Linked DNA regions of Homo sapiens: region 1 is linked to region 2. Evidence: chromatin loops called from intact Hi-C (ENCODE). Cell type or tissue: PC-9. All regions are shown on one strand. Each heading gives the region's core, and the rest is flanking DNA. Links, peaks and the distances in the headings are about the cores only. Region 1 overlaps ALDH1A1 (aldehyde dehydrogenase 1 family member A1). Region 2 overlaps LOC101927329 (a long non-coding RNA gene).

Region 1 (10,402 bases), core at 2,418-7,417, 1.2 Mb before region 2:
ATAAATTAAAAGGAGATTTGCACTAGGGAAATCCTGTCTGAAATTTCTCTTATATGCCATTCTATAACACACTTCTTATGACCACTTTCAGAAACTGAATTTTCATTTAAGATGTTAAGGAGTTTTTAATTTTGTAGATAAAAAATTTACTTACCTGTCACCCTTTGATTTCTCTAAATTCTTTCTGAATTTTTTTTATTTGTTTAATTTAGGTTTACGGAAGTAACTCCATTAAAGTAGATAACTTTTGCCTTGGAGAAGGTAATAAAATCAAATATATTTTTGTAAAAGCTACAAACGTCAAAAGAACTAGGATGAAGAATGGTTAGAAGTATGAATGAGAAAGAAAGTCTACACTTTTGCTTAGCACAAGTTTAGATGGCAAATAAAAGGCTTGAGTTTTCCCAAAAGTCTAGCTAAAGTCAAAACAAAGAGACATTAATTTTTGTCTCATGATTTCATTCCCTTATTTGGAGAAAAGTAAACGTTTATCATTTTTCTCAAAGGAGTATGCAATGAAGAAAAGATAAGAACTATTAAGACTATGGCTAAACAGTGTATTCCATGATACTGTGGCATTGCCATGTGGAGCAGAAGTAGCAAATGCCCATGAAAATGGTCTAGCTTATTATGTCTTGCATAATGTGGGTAGAGTTCTATTTTATATGAATCTAATGGGATATTGCGGTGGCTCACGCCTGTAATCCCAGCACTCTGGGAGGCTGAGGCGGGCAGATCATGAGGTCAAGAGATCGAGACCATCCTGGCTAACACGGTGAAACCCCAACTCTACTAAAAGTACAAAAAATTAGCTGGGCGTGGTGGTGGGCGCCTGTAGTCCCAGCTACTCGGGAGGCTGAGGCAGGAGAATGGCATGAACCACGGAGGTGGAGCTTGAGCCAAGATCACGCCACTGCACTCCAGCCTGGGTGACAGTGCACGACTCCTCTCAAAAAAAAAAAAAAAAAAAAATTCTTACCTTGCCTAAAGTGTTGTTAGAATGGAGGGTCTTTGCTACAATGAACACAAAGGATACAGTCTATTGTTTGCCTCTTTCATGACATTTATCAAGTTCCTTAATATCTGCCAAGCAACAAATGTGAAGCTAAAAGAAAATCCAGAAAGAAGTTCCAGGGAGTATGGAACTAAGTTTCAGGAGTTGAAAGTAGGATGGGTTTTGTGGCTCCTAAAATCGTGTTATTCACATTTAATTCTTTTTTTTTTTTTTTTTCATTTTTTTTTTTTTAATTATACTCTAAGTTTTAGGGTACATGTGCACATTGTGCAGGTTAGTTACATATGTATACATGTGCCATGCTGGTGCGCTGCACCCACTAATGTGTCATCTAGCATTAGGTATATCTCCCAATGCTATCCCTCCCCCCTCCCCCGACCCCACCACAGTCCCCAGAGTGTGATATCACATTTAATTCTTTAATACTTATTTAGAATTTCTTACTGTGATGGTTTCTGGAGATAACAATGAATAAGACTGTCTTTGAGGATAATCAGCAAGAGAGAGAGACACATAAGGCAATAGGCATGCACTGTTATTATATGTGGTGGACAATGGGAACTCAGATGGGGTGTTTTAAAATTTAGGCTGCTCTGCTCCTGGGACTGTAGAGGCAAGGAGAAAGCCAGAGAGGGAACGTGTGGGAGCAAGTTTAGAGTAGGTTATGGCCAAGGATGAACTAAAAGCCTGGGGGAATGAAAAGATACATGGAATAATCAGGAAGAGATGGGGCAGAGTGGCAGAGATGGAGAAAAAGAAATATTGGGACAGGAAGCTTTTTTCTCACATTGTGTAAACTAGTGTGCGAAATTAAAAAGTATGGGAGGAAAGAGGAAATATGGCATGTACTGAGCGCTCAGTAGGGTGATAAATGTTTTACTACTCATTAGCTCATTTAATTGTATTCTGTACAACTCAGTAAATTTGATCTCATCTCCATTTTACAAATGAAGAAACTCAAATTTAGTAAGGCTACTTAACTTTTTAAAGACACACTGCTAGGAGGGGTAGAGTCAGAATTTAAACCAAGATATTTTCTAGACTTTTAATCTCCAGGGATTTTTTTAAGTAGGTAAAGTGCTCCCCCAATGTTATAGGGGATCATGGATGAGCGAAGACAAACTGATGCTGAAGATGAGATCAGCAAACAGTAGCTCCTGGTCCAGATGACCTGGAGAAGGAGTAGGCATAGGATCTAGACCAGGGTTGTTCAATCTTTTGGCTTCCCTGGGCTACATGGGAAGAAGAATTGTCTTGGGCCACACAAAAAATACACTAACAGTAAAGATAGCTGATGAGAATGAAAAAAAAATGTGTCGGGCTACATTCAAAGCCATCCCTGGCCATGGGTTGGACAGACCTCAACAGGCACATGGATTCCCTATTGGGGAGGGTCTAGAATTCTAGGCTGAGGAATTTTCACCTTTATTCCTCTGGTATGATTTCAACCTGTGGTGTCACCATTTTTAAATGTATTGCCATATCTTGAACATTCCCACTTGTTCTGTCTACAATAAATCTTGACTGTGGGGTTTGCTTTTCCCTATCTCAATTAGGGAGTTGCAGAATGCAAACTTTTTTTACTCTACGTCTGTGAAAAACAAAGAAGACATATATATATTTATTTACTTCATTTTAAAAAGACCAAGAAAAATAAAGTTTGATTTTCCACCATTTCTTTTTGCTATGTAAATTTGCCTTTATTCTGGAGTAAATAATTAAGATTATAAAATAATCAAATTATGCTCACCACACTATCTGGAATGTCTTTTTTGCTTCTCAACTTCCAGGAAGTTAAAAAAGTAACAATTCCTCAAAACCCAGAGCTAGTTCTAGTACCCATTTGGACATCATCATTCCTTCTTGTGAACCTTTTTTACAGCATTTTGTACATGCCTTAGTACCTTATCACACCCTGCCTGGTCTCTTGTTGTCAGCAGCTTTCTAAGATGGAGTGAAGCTCACTCTTCACTGTCTATACTGTGTACCAATGAATAACATTTTTGCACTGAGCATCTAACAAAGTCACGTAATTTAATAGAATGACTCAATAATTTTTTTTGCATGGTACAGTATGCTTCCACCACTTTCTTTTGCTTAGGATAGAACATCATCAATAAATGGGGATCTATTTTCCCAAACTTCACCTTCTAGTCTGCTCTCCCTCCTGCCCGCCACTTCTCCTTTGTGGTTGGGGTCTTTTTCTTTAACCTTTAGGATGGTCAAGTTCAAGCCAGAGAGGCAGAAAAGTTAGTCTAGGTACCACTGAGGGAAGCTGAGTTTCTGGCTCTCTTTCACAGTGTCCAGGAGAAAGACAACCCCAAATAAGGTGCAAAGGGTGAGACTCTACTATTTAATTTTCATAACCTATAGGATAAAATCATATTCATTCATACAAATCACTATGGCCTAATTTTCTATTATAAATCTTCCTAATAATATGACAAGGTCTCAGCAGCCATATTTCTCGTCAGAGAAAGTAATGAACATACTAAAAATAGTTTACTCTCATTCTGATTTAAAATAGGTGCATCATGTCATTCAAACTACATCTGCTTATATTCTATCCATATGTTTGAAGGCTAAAATAAGTAACAAATCATTAAAAAGAGTTTTTGTTTTAAAATTGTTGGCTCAAAAATAGTTACATAAAACATACTTCATAGCTGGCAATGCAGACATTCTTAACTTTTGCCCTGAGTAAATAATATTACCTCTGTTGATCCTGTGAAGGCTACTTTGTCTATATCCATGTGAGAAGAAATGGCTGCCCCTGCTGTAGGCCCATAACCAGGAACAATATTCACTACTCCAGGAGGAAACCCTGCCTAAAAGATAAAAAGTTTAAAAGTTACAGTATAAGAATTTAATTCAAAAAGGAGGAGAGTAGGGGATTGAGATTGTCTCTTAATGCCAACCTTATGAGATGCTCTAGAAAAAAATAATTCACCCAACTGGCTCTATTCTTTAGTCTTATTATGTCATTTCTAAGCACACATAAGAGAATAACTTCAAGGGTTGCATTATTAAAGGACAATTTCTTGTCAGGGTAAGTCCATACTCTATGAATCATTGCTCCAGTGATGGCTCTTTCAAATTTCATAATGCTAACTCAAAAAGATTGTATGTAAAAAAGTGTTTGGTAAGTTACTTATGTAGAAAGTAAGTAACATGTTTATTATTCCCATCAGCAAAAATAAGAAGCTGAAGGGATCTAACATTTTTTAGTTCCTAGCTGTTGTTGATTGTTGAGGGCATAACTGCTGAGTTGCAAATTCCCATTGGCATTACTTAGTAAATTGTTAAGTAAATACTGTCATCCCATTCATGATTCAACATCACAGGTTGATTTCAATCTTCATTAAAGAATTCAGGTGAAGGCATGGGAACTGAGTTGGGCACATTACAATTTCATGTTATTTGCATCGAAATGTTTCATTTTGACATCTCTTTTCCCTGTTTTTAATTTCAATAAATAATATCTTTAAAAGATAAGTTCAGTTTTGTAACTTTAAGTTTCTAGTGATTAACATTTATTTTTTAAGATTTGGTAAGATGAAGAAAAAAGGACAATGAATTGTTTGCAAGTATATTAACACAATCTAGATAGCTGATGAAAATGTTTTACATGTTCTTTTACTGTTTTTGAACAGGAAGATAAATGCAGAGGAACTCATAATAGAAAACTGAATATAAACATATCCACTCATGAGTAGATTGAAAAGTGTTTGGAAATAATGTGGCCCAATATTACAAACAAGCATATTGGCATAGAGGCCCTTTCAACCTTACATAGATTAGTTTACACAATTTTGCAGAAAACACTAGGCCATCAGTGGCAGGTACAAACCAACTTAATGTTTCAACATTTGAAAGAATGCTACATTAATTTCAACATGAATTTATGTTCATGAGAGTTGGACAAAGAAGCAAAAATGTGATCCCAAGTTGACTGTTTGACACCAAACCTTTGTGTTTGGCTTCCTGTCTGCATTTGGGCAGAGATGAATTTGGGGTGACTGCCAGAAATTGCAGCCAGCCGTCATGCTAAATGTATTCCCCCCACTGGACAGGAGCCATCTGTAAATAATGTACTTTATAGTAGCAACAAATGAGGTCTTCCTATTGTAATTTAGGATTCTTGAGTTCTTGAGCATATTTTGATTTCGGGAGACTTACCTCTTTTATTAAAGATGCCACGTGGAGAGCAGTGAGAGGAGTTTGCTCTGCTGGTTTGACAACCACTGTGTTTCCACAGCTCAGTGCAGGCCCTATCTTCCAAATGAGCATAACCAACGGGAAATTCCACTAGAAAGCAATATGTAACAATAGATTCTTTGTATTGCAAAAGGCATATTTGCTAATCCAACTTCCATATTATACACCCCCTGTAGATGTTATGTAATAATTGCGTAGTTTTGTGAAATCATCTGGCATATTATACTTCATTGCTAAAAGCAACTAGTAAATGCTAAAACGCTCTGAATAAACCAGATATGAGATATGAGAAGGAAATAGGAGAGAACCTCAAAATTTAATCAAGTACTGTTGAGTTCTTTTTCTACCAGGAAAAAAAAAATCACTGCATGGTTTGGCTTATTATGGAGCACACTGTAAGTTATCTAAAAATGTTTAAAAAGGATGATTACTCTCCTTCTCCATAAGTCATTTATTGTAATTATTTACCCAATAATATTATTTAGTAGCTTTTATTTCCAGGAAAAATACCTTGCTAAAGACAAAGATGTCCAGGGTCCAGAGGCCAAGTACTTGGGTTCAAATCTCAGCTCAATCACTGACCAGCCATGTGAACTCACACAGGTTACGTGCTCTCTGTATCTGATTTCATAATCTGTGAGTGCTGATAATAGTCCTCTCTGCCTCAGAAGGCTGTCTTGAGCATTAACCAAGAAAGAGGGCCAGGGGCTCAACACAATGACTGGTCTAGCATAGACAAGTAGTACATATCAGCTATTATCAGTGTTCATAATTATATAGTTTTTATCGATTTATTGGGACTTTTGAATTAATAAGCAATTTCACTAAAATATTGATATGAATATATTTCAATCTCATTGGAGCCAAAGATAAGTCTTGACCATTTCTTCACATAAGGACTTCGCTACCATTTTTTTGTTTGGCCTTTTAAAGCATGTCAGTTAAAATAAAATCATTTAGATAGTGTCCTGTTTGTTGGGCTTAAAAAATCTTCACAATCCTCTTAAAAAGGCTACTTTCCTCTAAGAGTAATATGGAGGATCTGAGCCTCTTATCTAAAGGTAAAATATATTCCATGCAGTGCTTCAAATGCCTCTGGTATTCTTTTTTCCATTTTGATTAAAAAATGTGTGTCATGAGTTGAACACTCTGGGAGCTACTGTTCTGCATGATGAGATGTCTCAATGAGAAAGTGCGTTGGAGAATAGTAGGCCCCACTACATTCCACCAAAATGCTATCCTGCAGATGTGCAGTGGAGAGCACCTTGCCATATACATGTAAAGCTTGGCTCTTATAAAGAGTACATAATACAACTTTTAATAAAACAACCCATAGAGTAAAGGGTTAACATTTATGGATGATGTAGTATTAAAACATTCTCAAGAGATATGCCAGAATATAGATAGGTTTTCGGACTACCTAATTCATATGCAAGAAGTTTAGTCACAGGGAGACCAAGTTCAACAAATCTTACATTTACTCCACATTTAACAAATACATAAGCATCCATCTGTTTTAGAGAAAGCTTCATCATTAGATAGAATAAGAACTCTTCTTTTTAAAATTGAGAATTATATAGGAGAAAAGCTTACAGGAATGATTTGGCCACATACACCAATAGGTTCATGTCTTGTATATGTAAAAAAATTTCCATCTGAAAAATAAAACACACACAATCATATATAAACAAATGTATTTGACATTCACAAAATGGTGGTTGGTGATGTGAGAGAAAGGTGTAGACAATAATTTTAAAAACATATATCTGGCCAGGTGTGGTGGCTCACGCCTGTAATCCCAGCACTTTGGGAGGCCGAGGCAGGCAGATCACGAGGTCAAGAGATCGAGACCATCTATATCTCCAACTATTCCCAAAATGGTAAGTGAAGCCCTAAAATAGTAATTCGAAATGATAGGAACCATAAAATTGAGTTAGGTGAAATCAAAGAGGCAAAATTGGCAAAAATCTGAAAGATAATTAATTCCACCTTTCATCTTCTAGGAGGCCTGATTTGAAAATTATCTTTATTCTCTAAGTGTTATAAAAAAGGGACGAGAAAGGAAGTAGGAGGTCTCTGGCGAAGAGAAGAACCACATTCCAATTTGTTTCTGGTAGCTCAAAGTTCTACCAATAAGAGAATTCTTTTTAAAAGTTATAATATAATTTTTAGAAATAGTAAAATTAAAAACAGTAGAATTAAAAAGAAAATCTCCCTATGAGTAATAAGCCTTTCCTACTGACTTGTTCTAAAATGTATTTTATTTGCCTACCAAACAATAATAGCAAATTCTCTAAATACATGAAGAAAATGACAGGAGTATAAGACATTTATTTTCAATCTAAATTTGACCAATTTATGTGCCCCGAAGTTTAATGTGGTCATCCAGAGAGATACATTATGCTTTACATTCAATTCTGTTCTAGTTCCCACAGAAGCTTCCTGGTTTCAGCAAGGACTCTCTTCATCAAGATCTATTTGTGTTTTAAGTGACTTCTCCCATTTTGTCCCGGAGTAAAGTAGGACAGTTCTAAAGTAGCCACATTTCTTAGTACCACCGAGGTCTTACTCTCCTCTCAACTTTCTGCTATCACTTCTGACCTCCTGCATGCTCCAATTGGATTGGAAGTGCACATCAGGGCCAGTCCTGGAGGGTATTGTATTCCTAAAGTTCATAGGTTTGCCTGAATTAAATTCCACCCATACTGTTTCCTAAATGTGTGTGTTTTCATGTTTCACATGAAATATCTTTAGTATTTCTACTCCATTATGTGCATACCCCACTAAAATAACACATACGTACAGATTCACACACACAAACCCTTAACTTAGGCTGCAAACACAGTCCCATCTTGCTTTGAAGATATTTGAAACGAGTCCGTGTGAACTGGCTTGTTTGATTAGTCTGGTCTAACTACACTGAGTTTGACCAGGCACAGATGACCATAACTGACTTATACTGGAACATGTAAAGAGGCTTAAATAATTACATTACAGAAAGGATATAAATGTCAGTATTGGAATAAAACCCAAATAAATAATTTCAGAGGTCAGCTTTAAAAAGTTTGGGACCTTAGAGAGGCAATTGCCTCAGATCAGTAATTACTGCCAAAGGAATGTTCTTACTTTGACATTTTCTAAAATATCTATAATGTTATCTTCATGATTATGCTGAAACAACTTTAAAAGACCTTTTATGAATTTTAATAGAACTTCTAAGTTGAAAACTGTGTTGTCTCAAAGTCAAGAGGAAAATAATTTTGCCTTATTTGGTTGACATCTTTAAAAGGGAGAGTTTGAAATTATTCAGCTCTATAGTAAACTCCTCGCTCCTATCCTCACCATTAGTGGTTTCTCAAAGATACTTACCAATTGGTATTGTACGGCCCTGGATCTTGTCAGCCCAACCTGCACAGTAGCGCAATGTTTTGATGCAGCCTGCTAAATCATTCAGATATGCATTGGAATAGAGTTTTCCACCATTCATTGACTCCATTGTCTGAAAAACATGTCAAACACCAAATCTAAAATTCCATAAGTTTTAGATTAAAAATATGTAGTAAATATTTTCAGCAATCATGTGCTAGGGAATTTTTGAAATAGAAGAAATCTTGTCATCTTGTCTAACCTCCACTTTTTAAGAGTTAAAATGACTTCCTTTAGGTCAAATAGCAAGATCTGGGCACAAAGGGTAGTGAGATTCTGATTTCTAAACCCCAGTGCTCTTTCTATCTCATTTTGATGTTCTCCTGCTAACCAGCTTTCTAGGAATCGGTCACAATTTGATATACACATAACATCTGAGAATGAAACCTAGTCTTCTAAGTCCTATCAGAATTCCAACAAGGTTTCTCTTATTTTGTAATCAACTGTGGGTGACAACTTAGTGTCAGTGACTATTAATGATGGCTCAGTAATCATTTTTAATTTTTACATTCCATCTGGATATACACAGTCTACTCACACAAACTTAAGTAATGCCTGGATTTTTCATCCATGAATTTCCTTCAGCAGAATTTTAATTAGGAAACTACCAGTGTTGCCATTATTGTCATAATTGCCGTTTTAATGGTCAGGTAAAGTTAAACATTTTCTAGTCATGTGCCCTAACCATTATAAGATGACCTATCTCCCCTTTGGCTTCTCTTCTTAAGCAGGACCTTAAGCTCTTTGAGATCTAATATTCTGCTGGGGTGGTTACCTGGCAGAAATGCACAGGTGATGAACTGTTAAAGCTATTTGTTTCTGTACTACACTCTCTATCATGTCAAAATTTAACCAAATGTGACTTTTGTATGCCTGTACTTTTCTCTCTATAGGATCTTATGCTGACAGGCAGTCAACAAATCAGATAATTGAGAAAAGCCAAGTTTTAGCATTTTCTGCTTTCTTCCTACAGGTCATTTTTATTACTATAGTTTTATTGCACATAGCTGCTCGTTCTGAATTTTTGTGTATTTCAAATTATGTTGAATATTTGAGTAATAAATGGTCCTTTGATTAACCATACTTGCTATTAACCATACATGCTAATGTTGATTTTTTAAAAATGTAGACTTCTTTGTTACTGCCACTTTCAGATTCTAAAGATGAAATTTGCTTGAAACCTGATCTTGGTATTTGTTTATGTTAAATTGGCTTCATCATAATGCCCAATTGAGACAACAGAAACAAGGAAATACCCTCCCCCAACTATATTATGCTCTGACTCATCTAACTGCTAAAACATAAACAAACAAAAATAGTATTCATAAAAACATGATTTTGATAAACCACATTAATAATTGGATTTTTTTTATTTTTTGCCTCTTTCATCTGTAAAAAGAACATCATTTAATTATGACCCTTGTGAACAGACACATTTCAGGAAGAAAAAAAGTAGCCATTTATTAAATATCTTAGCGAGCTAGACTAATGAGAAATAAGATTTATTTTAGAGAAATATTTTGGGCACCCTTAACAAACTTGAGTTTTTCCATCAAAAGAGCTCAGTGGTCAAATGCTTGAATAAACCTAATATATCATTCTAGGAGACTCAAACTTCATGTGATCTTATTGAAACCTCTGAGAAGTTTTAAGGTAAAGAAATTTCTAAAATTTGGTTTAACTTGGGTTTGCTAAAGTTTAGACCGTAGAATCTATTATGGGAGCAGAAATTAACATCATCCA
Region 2 (10,402 bases), core at 1,861-6,860:
CTCCTTGATTATTCTTTCTAATTATTTAATATACATTCCTATGGGATCTTCCCTGGGTTATTTGTGTTTAACTTGTATTTATGACTTTGCTTTTGAAGGGACATTTGGGTATTTCATGAGGTAGTAATAAATTGTTTTAGAATCTTATTTAACACTTGACAGGGAGGACTTAAGTCTTCATCATAAGTCACTCTTCAATATAATGCATTAATAAATGAGACATAAATATAAGTTGATGGAAAAAATAGATATTTTTTCATAAGTAAATTAACAATCTCTAATAACTTTATTAGCATTAGGTGAGTTGATTAATTTTATCTTATTTAAAAATTTCCCATTTTGAATAGTAAAGTGATATCTATGGTTTAAAAAATGCTATTTGTTTTTCTGTCCTTCTTTTTTTTTTTTTTTTTTTTTGAGACGGAGTCTCGCTCTGTCGCCCAGGCTGGAGTGCAGTGGCGCGATCTCGGCTCACTGCAAGCTCCGCCTCCCGGGTTCACGCCATTCTCCTGCCTCAGCCTCCCGACTAGCTGGGACTACAGGCGCCCGCTACCACGCCCGGCTAATTTTTTGTATTTTTAGTAGAGACGGGGTTTCACCGTGTTAGCCAGGATGGTCTCGATCTCCTGACCTCGTGATCCGCCCGCCTCGGCCTCCCAAAGTGCTAGGATTACAGGCGTGAGCCACCGCGCCCGGCCTCTGTCCTTCTTATATTATGTCATTCCCAGATTATCTTGGTTGGTTGCTCCTTTTCAGACCTCCCCTTCTAATTAGTACAGATTTATGCAGACAACGGAGACAAAGCTGGGCATTGCAATGTTCATTGATAACCTGAGGAGTGAGGACGTGGAGGGAAGAGGCCCAAAAGCAGGAACCACACATCCCAAGATAATGGTGTTTTTAAACATATTTTCTAAAGCAATAGATAACAGCATAAATTGTCAAACCAAATAATGTGTAATTTAATAATGTATAGATATATTAATGTGAATTCTTACAAGGGTATTAAACTTATTTCAGATTTAAAAAATCAGCTAAATTGTTAAAAAAAAGTCAATAATAAAACTAATCTGGAAAGTCTAGAATGCCCTATTCCCATTTCTAAGAGTTAATGAGTGTAGGATTACTAGAGAGATATCAAAATGAGGGTGAGGCTATTCAATGTGTGAAGAGGTTGCCACCACTTATTACCTATAGTTTAGTCTCTCTGTGCCTCAGTTAACACTTTTATGAAATGGAATTAATAATAATATCTAACTTTATAAGGAAATTATAAGATTTGATCAATCCATGTAATGCTTTTAAAATAGTGTCTAGCACATGGATTTATTAAATGCTAGCCAGTATGGTTGCCCTTGTTGTAGTTATACGCATCATTATCATATCAGTAAAGAACTGAAGAACATACTCTCTACTTGAGAAATTTAGTGTATGCTATTTTTATTATGGTCTTAGGAGTAAAAAAGATGACACATTCAAATAGGTTTATTGAGAAGAGTTTGATAGAGGGAAAATTTACAAAGTTAGGTAGAACGTATTTTTAAAAAATCAACAGAAGATGGTAGAGTACCCCACGGCTACCAACATTAGGAAAACTTTGTCAAAAAGGAGCAAGAGGAGGGAGTGGTTACTGGAACCCAGAATATGTATCTATAAAAAAGAACGAGGCAATTGTCTGTCAGGAGCTATGATTTTCAGTAGAGCAATGGAGCTAAGCCTTGACAACCTGACAAGGAGAAATTCAGAGAAGGAAAAACCATGATCCTGCACTTACCCATTCTCCAAATACTTGTAGGTGCTTCTCAACAGCCATATCCAAATGGACCCTAAAGGACAAGTGGGTCCTTTCATGCTGTCTATAAAGATTAGCCTCTTGAGCACAAGGAAAGTGGAGAAGGATAGAAAAACAAATGGGAACTGCCCAGAAGAGCTGACCAGACAAAAGGAAATGAAAGTAAATATCAAGGCCATTTTCAAGGACTTTATTCTTCCTCAGAACATGGATTAAGTCTGGGTAGAAAATAAAACTGTTGACCAGGCATGGTGGTTCATGCCTATAATCACAGCACTTTGGGAGGACAAAAATTAGCTGGGCATGATAGCATGCACCTATAATCCCAGCTACTCAGGAGGCTGAAGTGGGAGGATTGCTTGAGCCCAGGGGCAGGAGGTTCAGCTGCAGTGAACTGCGATTGTGCCACTGCTTTTCAGTGTGGGTGACAGAGCAAGAACCTGTCTCACACACACAAAAAAAAAAAAAAAAAGAAAGAAAGAAAGGGAAGAGAAGGGAGAAAAAAAGAAAAGAAAAATAAGAAAAAAGAAAAGAAAAGAAAACAAAGGAAGACTGATATACCAAGGATGGCTGAGAAAACAGATCCCGAGTTCTTTTCTGCCCCAAAAGTATAAGAAAAAGTCTTTTCTAATAGTATTAAGTAAAATTTTATTAATCGAAAACTTAATCCATTTTAAAGCATATATTCTGGGCAAGGCTTTATATTTACATTCCAAAATTCATCTTTTGAGCATAGTAGTTTATTTCTATTAAAATTTTAATACCTCTGAATGGACAATCTATTTAACCAAGTTTTAATATTTTATATTTCCACATGAAAGAAAAGTTTGAAGTCATGTCAAGGATTAAAAGAGAGGAAAGTGGTATCTGGCCTCAGGAAAGAGCACAAAAAGGTAAGCATAGAAAGTCACCTTGCATACTTCATGGTTTCCATAGGTCAGTTTATTTCTTCTCTCATAAAACAATAAACAAATAAACAAGAACTCTTTAGTAGTTTACATTTACTATAAGTTAGGTAATATATGACATGAAAAAAACAGCGCCATGCCATTGAGTTACTCCCAAGTAGACCAATGGCAGAGCTAGAATAGTCTCTCAAGCAAGAGTTCTGAAGAGCACGGCCCTTACATGTTTGTATTGATACCTTTCTTCTCATTTCTTGAATACAATTTTCTAGAGTATATCTATCATATTTTTTCTAAGACAAACATATGTCTGTGTATCTACAATTTTTTCTGATGCATAAGTTGTTTAGTTATACTTTCATTTGTATTGATAGTCTCTTGTTCCTTTTGGGTTTAGGTTTTTTTTCTTATTCATCTTGCTTTTAATTTACTTAATTTATGTGCATTACTTAATTAATAATATCAACACTTAAGGCTCGGAATCTGTCTCTGAGCCTCTTCATTGGGCAAATCTCAAGAGTATATAAATAGGACATTCATTATTGCAATTTCTAAAGTTGTTGAGCTTTACATTTTTATTTTCAATTAGACAAACATGGATATTTTTATCTTCATAGTAGTTGAATTCTTTTCAAAATGTATTTTTCAACTAGTTGGTAGTTGTATTACATTGTAGTCATAAAATGATATCAATATAATGGCTGTTTTCTAGTGGACATATATCTGGTCCCAGGATTTCTCTAGACTCTTAAAAATTATTGAGAATCATAAAGAGCTTTTATTTGCATGGGTTACTATTTATCAATACTTTCTGGATTAGAAGTTAAAACTCTGATAAATGACTTCAACAAAGTTTCAGGATACAAAATCAATATCGCTAAATCAGTAATATTTCTACATATTAATAATGTTCAAACTGAAAGCAAAATCAAGAACACAACCCAATTGCAATGGCTACGTAGGAATACATCTAACAAAGGAGGTGAAAGAGCTTTATAAGAAAAACTACAAAGCACTGCTGAATGAAATCATAGATGAAACAAGTAAATGGAAAAACATTCCATGCTCATGTATTGGAAGAATCAATATTGTTAAAATGTCCATTCTCCCCAAAGCAATCTACAGATTCAATGCTATTCCTATCAAACTACCAATGTCATTTTTCAAAGAACTAAAAAAAACTAGTCTAAAGTTTGTATCAAACCAAAAAAGAGCCTGAATAACCAAAGCAATTCTAAACCAAAAGAACAAAGCTGGAAACATCACATTACCCAACTTTGAACTATACAGTAAGGCTACAATAACCAAAACAGTATGGTACTGGTACAAAAACAGACATATGGACCAATGGAAAAGAACGGAGAACCCAGAAATAAAGCCACATACCCACAGCCATCTAATTTTTTAACAAAGTGGAAGAAAAAATAAACAATAGGAAAAGGACTCCTTATTCAATAAATAGTGTTGGGATAGCTGGCTAGCCATATGTATAAGAATGAAATAGGACCTCTACCTTTCACCGTATAAAGAAATTAACTCAATATGGATTAAAAATTTAAATATAAAGTCTCAAACTATAAAAATCCTACAAGAAAGCCTAGGAAACACCATTCCAAACATCAGCCTTGAGAAAGAATTTATAACTAAGTCCTCAAAAGCAATTACAACAAAAACAAAAATTAACAAGTGGGACCTAATTAAACTAAAGAACTTCTGCACAGCAAAACAAACTATCGACAAATTAGACAACCTACAGAATGAGAGAAAATATTTTCAAACTACACATCTGACAAAGGTCTAATATCCAGAATCTATAAGGAACTTAAGTAACTGAACAGGCAAAAAACAACCCCACTAATAAATGGGCAAAGTCATGAACAGACACTTCTCAAAAGAAGACATATGAGCAGCCAACAAACATATGAAAAAAACGTTCAACACCACTAATCATCAGAGAGATATCAAAACCACAATGAAATATCATCTCACACTAGTCAGGATGGCTATTATTAAAAAGTCAAAAAAAAAAAAACCCACAAAAGATGTTGGCAAAGCTGTGGAGAAAAATAAACACTTATATACTGTTGTCAGAATGTAAATTAGTTCAGCCCCTGTGGAAATGAGTTTGGAGACTCCTCAAAGAACTTAGAACTACCACTCAACCCACCAATCCCATAACTGAGTATATACACAAAAGAAAACAAACCTTGCTACCAAAAAACACACACACACTCGCACGTTCATTGCAGCACTATTCGCAATAGTAAATACATGAAATCAACCTAGGTGACCATCAATGGTGGATTGGATAAAGAAAATGTGGTACATATACATCATGGAATACTATGAGCAATACTAAGAACAAAGAATGAAATCATCTTCTTTGCAGCAGCATGGATGCAGCTGGAGGCTGTTATCTAAAGCAAATTAACACAGAAAGAAAACCAAATACCACATGTTCTCATTTATGAGTGGAAGCTAAACATTTGGTACTCATGGAGATAAAGATGGCAACAATAGACACAGAAACTACTGGTGGAGTTGGCAAAGGTTGAAAAACTAATTATTGAGTACTATGCTCAGTACCTGGATGACAGGATATCATAGTTCTAGAATGTAGTTCTGGTGTAGGATTGCTAGAGAGATATGAAAATGATGGTTAGGATATTCAAAGTGTGAAGAGGTTGCTGCCATGTACTAGCTATTGCTTCATCGCTCTGTGCCTCAGTTTACCCTTTTATAAAATGGTATTAATAATAATACCTGGGATTCCTGGGCAAGATGGCTGAACAGGAAGAGCTCTGGTCTGCAGCTCCCAGCGAGATCAATGCAGAAGGCAGGTGATTTCTGCATTTCCAACTGAGGTACCCAAATCATATAACTGGGACTGGTTAGACAATGGGTGCAGCCCACAGAGGGCAAGCCAAAGCAGGGTGGGGCATCACCTCACCCAGGAAGCACAAGGGGTCAGGGAACTCCCTCCCCTAGCCAAGGGAAGCCTTGAGGGACTGTGCCATGAGGAATGGTGCATTGTGGCCCAGATACTACGCTTTTCCCATGGTTTTCCTAACTCACAGACAAGGAGATTCCCTTGGGTGACTACACCACAAGGGCCCAGGGTTTCAAGCACAAAAAACTGGGCAGCCATTTGGGTAGACACTGAGCTAGCTGCAGGAGTTTTTTGTTTTTTTTTTTTTTTTTTTTTATTCCAGTGGTGCCTGGAATGCCAGCAAGACAGAACTGTTCAATCCCCTGGAAAGGGGACTGAAGCCAGGAAGCCAAGTGGTCTTGCTCAGCAGATCCCACCCCTACAAAGCCCAGCAAGCTAAGATCCACTGGCTTGAAATTCCTGCTGCCAGCACAGCAGTCTGAAGTCAACCTGGGACGCTAGAGCTTGGTGGGTGGAGGGGCGTCTGCCATAAATGAGGCTTGAGTAGGCGATTTTTCCCACACTGTGTAAACAAAGCCACTGGGAAGTTCGGACTGCATGGAGCCCACCACAGCTCAGCAAAGCCACTGTAGCCAGACTGCCTCTCTAGATTCCTCCTCTCTGGGCAGGGAGTCTCTGAAAGAAAGGCAGTAGCCCCAGTCAGGGGCTTATAGATAAGATTATTTGAAAATTCTTATGTATATGAAACCAACCTATCATATTGCACTTTGGTCTTTTTTCTGCTACTTTTTTTTCAAATGTGAGCCTAATACCAATAAATATTAAAATACAGCTATTTTATTAAAAAAAAATCCCATCTCCTTGGGACAGAGCACCTGGGGGAAGGGGCAACTGTGGGTGCAGTTTCAGCAGACTTAAACTTTCTGGCCTGCCAGCTCTGACGAGAGCAGTGGATCTCCCAGCACAGCACTCAAGCTCTGCTAAGGGGCAAACTGGCTCCTCAAGTGGATCCCTGACCCTCATGCCTCCTGACTGGGAGACATCTCCCAGCAGGGGTCAACAGACATCTCATACAGGAGAGCTCCAGCTGGCATCAGGAGGCTCCCCCTCTGGGACAAAGCTTCCAGAGGACAGAGCAGGCAGCAATCTTTGCTGTTCTGCAGCCTCTGCTGGTGATACCCAGGCAAACAGGGTCTGGAGTGGACCCCCAGCAAACTCCAGCAGAACTGCAGAAGAGGGGCCTGTTAGAAGAAAACTAACAAAGAGAAAGCAATAGCTACAGCATCAACAAAAAGGACCACCATGCAAAACCTCCACCCAAGGGTCATCAACAGTAAAGACCAAAGGTAAATAAATCTACAAAGATGAGGAAAAAACAGCACAAAAAGGCTGAAAATTCCAAAAACCAGAATGCCTCTTCTCCTCCAAAGGATCACAACTCCTTGCCAGAAAAGGAACAAAACTGGACAGAGAATGAGTTTGATGAATTGACAGAAGTAGGCTTCAGAAAGTGGGTAATAACAAACTCCTCTGAGCTAAAGGAGCATATTCTAACCTTATGCAAGGAGGCTAAGAACCTTGATAAAAGGTTAGAGGAATTGCTAACTAGAATAACCAGTTTAGAGAAGAACATAAATGACCCTATGGAGCTGAAAAACATAGCATGAGAACTTTGGGAAGCATATACATGTATCAGTAGCCAAATTGATCCAGTGGAGGAAAGGATATCAGAGATTGAAGATCGATTTAATGAAATAAAGTGTGAAGACAAGATTAGAGAAAAAAAGTATGAAAAGAAATGAACAAAGCCTCCAAGAAATATGGAACTATGTGAAAAGACCAAACCTACATTTGATTGGTGTATCTGAAAGTGACAGGGAGAATGGAATCAAGTTGGAAAACACACTTAAGATATTATCCAGGAGAACTTCCCCAACCTAGAAAGACAGGCCAACATTCAAATTCAGTAAATACAGAGAACACCACAAAAATACTGCTTGAGAAGAGCACCCCCAAGACACATAATTGTCAGATTCACCAAGGTTGAAATGAAGGAAAAAATGTTAAGGGCAATCAGAAAGAAAGGTTGGGTTACCCACAAAGGGAAGCCCATCAGATTAACAGCAGATCTCTCTGCAGAAACCCTACAAGCCAGAAGAGAGTGGGTGCCAATATTCAACATTCTTAAAGAAAAGAATGTTCAACCCAGAATTTCATAGCCAGCCAAACTAAGCTTCATAAGTGAAGGAGAAATAAAATCCTTTACAGACAAGCAAATGCTGAGGGATTTTGTCAACACCAGGCCTGCCTTACACGAGCTCTTGAAGGAAGCACTAAATATGGAAAGGAAAAACTGGTACCAGCCACTGCTGGTACCATCGACAAATCAAAATCTAAAGACTGTAACACTATGAAGAAACTGAATCAACTACCAGGCAAAATAACCAGCTAACATCATAACGACAGGATCAAATTCACACATAAAAATATAAACCTTAAATGTAAATGGGCTAAATGCCTCAATTAAAAGGCACAGACTGGCAAATTGGATAAAGAGTCAAGACCAGGACGGGCGCTGTGGCTCACGCCTGTAATCCCAGCACTTTGGGAGGCCGAGGCAGGTGGATCACGAGATCAGGAGATCGAGACCATTCTGGCTAACATGGTGAAACCCCATCTCTACTAAAAATACAAAAAATTAGCTGGGCATTGTAGCAGGCGCCTGTAGTCCCAGCTACTCAGGAGGCTGAGGCAGGAGAATGGCGTGAACCTGGGAGGCAGAGCTTGCAGTGAGCTGAGATCACGCCACTGCACTCCAGCCTGGGCAACAGAGTGAGACTCTGTCTCCAAAAAAAAAAAAAAAAAAGGAATCAAAACCAATCTGTGTGCTGTATTCAGGAGAACCATCTCATGTGCAAAGACACACATAGGCTCAAAATAAAGAGATGCAGGAAGATTTACCAAGCAAATGGAAAGCAAAAAAAGCAGGAGTTGCAATCCTAGTCTCTGATAAAATAGATTTTAAACCAACAAAGATAAAAAAGACAAAGAAGGGCATTACATAATGGTAAAGTGATCAATTCAACAAGAAGAGCTAACTATCCCAAATATATATGCACCCAATACAGGGGCACCCAGATTGATAAAGCAAGTCCTTAGAGAAATACAAAGCAACTTAGACTCCCACACAATAATAATGGGAGACTTTAACACCCCACTGTCAATCAATATTAGACAGATCAATGAGACAGACAATTAACAAGGATATTCAGGACTTGAAGTCAGCTCTGCACTAAGCAGACCTAATAGACATCTACAGAACTCTACACCCCAAATCAACAGAATATACATTCTAGTCAGCACCACATCGAACTTATTCTAAAATTGATCACTTAAGAAGTAAAAACCTCCTCAGCAGATGCAGAAGAACAGAAATCATAACAAACAGTCTCTCAGACCATAGTGCAATCAAATTAGAACTCAGGATTAAGAAACCCACTCAAAACCGCACAATTACATGGAAACTGAACAACCTGCTCCTGAACGACTACTGGGTAAATAACGAAATAAAGGCAGAAATGAAGATGTCCTTTGAAACCAATGAGAACAAAGACACAACGTACCAGAATCTCCGGGACACATTTAAAGCAGTGTGTAGAGGGAAATTTATAGCACTAAATGCCCACAAGAGAAAGCAGGAAAGATCTAAAATGGACACTCTAACATCACAATTAAAAGAACTAGAAAAGTAAGAGCAAACAAATTCAAAAGCTAGCAGAAGGCAAGAATAAACTAAGATCAGAGCAGAACTGAAGGAGATAGAGACACAAAAAACCCTTCAAAAAATCAATGAATCCAGGAGCTGGTTTTTTGAAAAAAGCAACAAAATTGATAGACTGCTAGCAAGACTAATAAAGAAGAAAAGAGAGAAGAATCAAATAGATGCAATAAAAAATAATAAAGGGGATATCACCACCGATCCCACAGAAATACAAACCACTGTCAGAGAATAGTATAAACACCTCTATGCAAATAAACTAGAAAATCTAGAAGAAATGGATAAATTCCTGGACACATACACCCTCCCAAGAATAAACCAGGAAGAAGTTGAATCTCTGAATAGACCAATAACAGGTTCTGAAATTGAGGCAATAATTAATAGCCTACCAACCAAAAAATGTCCAGGACCAGACAGATTCACAGTCGAATTCTACCAGAGGTACAAAGAGGAGCTGGTACCATTCCTTCTGAAACTATTCCAATCAATAGAAAAAGAGGGAATCCTCCCTAACTCATTTTATGAGGCCAGCCTCATCCTGATACCAAAGCCTGGCAGAGACACAACAAAAAAAGAGAGTTTTAGACCAATATCCCTGATGAACATCAATGCGAAAATCCTCAATAAAATACTGGCAAACCAATCCAGCAACACATCAAAAAGCTTATCCATCACAATCAGGTCGGCTTCATCCCTGGGGTGCAAGGCTGATTCAACATATGCAAATCAATAAACGTAATCCATCACATAAATAGAACCAATGACAAAAACCACATGATTATCTCAATAGATGCAGAAAAGGCCTTTGACAAAATTCAACAGTCTTTCATGCTAAAAACTCAATAAACTAGGTATTGATGGGACATATCTCAAAATAATGAGAGCTATTTATGACAAACCCACAGCCAATATCATACTGAATGGGCAAAAACTGGATGCATTCCCTTTGAAAACCGGCACAAGACAAGGATGCCCTCTCTCACCACTCCTATTCGACATAGTGTTGGAAGTTCTGGCCGGGCAATCAGGCAAAAGAA

Evidence for each region. Peaks named below come from ENCODE experiments on the same cell type or tissue, not always from the same donor. Only the 100,000 strongest peaks of a DNase experiment are listed, where the experiment ranks them.
Region 1: it touches region 2 in a loop (31-fold over the local background); 1 of 110 quality-filtered maps calls a loop at or near these places.

What each region holds. Positions count from the first base shown.
Region 1 is chr9:72,920,290-72,930,691 of GRCh38, forward strand. ALDH1A1 (aldehyde dehydrogenase 1 family member A1) reads right to left here. Exons shown (of 13, transcript NM_000689.5): 4 at 8,603-8,732; 5 at 6,827-6,888; 6 at 5,195-5,323; 7 at 3,730-3,843. Among named protein-coding and RNA genes, the nearest start is that of ALDH1A1, 28 kb to the right of the region's middle. In PC-9, for the core only: no CTCF peak of the experiment used is centred there; a DNase peak (open chromatin) is centred at 5,382.
Region 2 is chr9:74,157,710-74,168,111 of GRCh38, forward strand. All of the region lies in intron 4 of LOC101927329 (a long non-coding RNA gene), which reads right to left. Among named protein-coding and RNA genes, the nearest start is that of RORB, 330 kb to the right of the region's middle. In PC-9, for the core only: no CTCF peak of the experiment used is centred there; no DNase peak of the experiment used is centred there.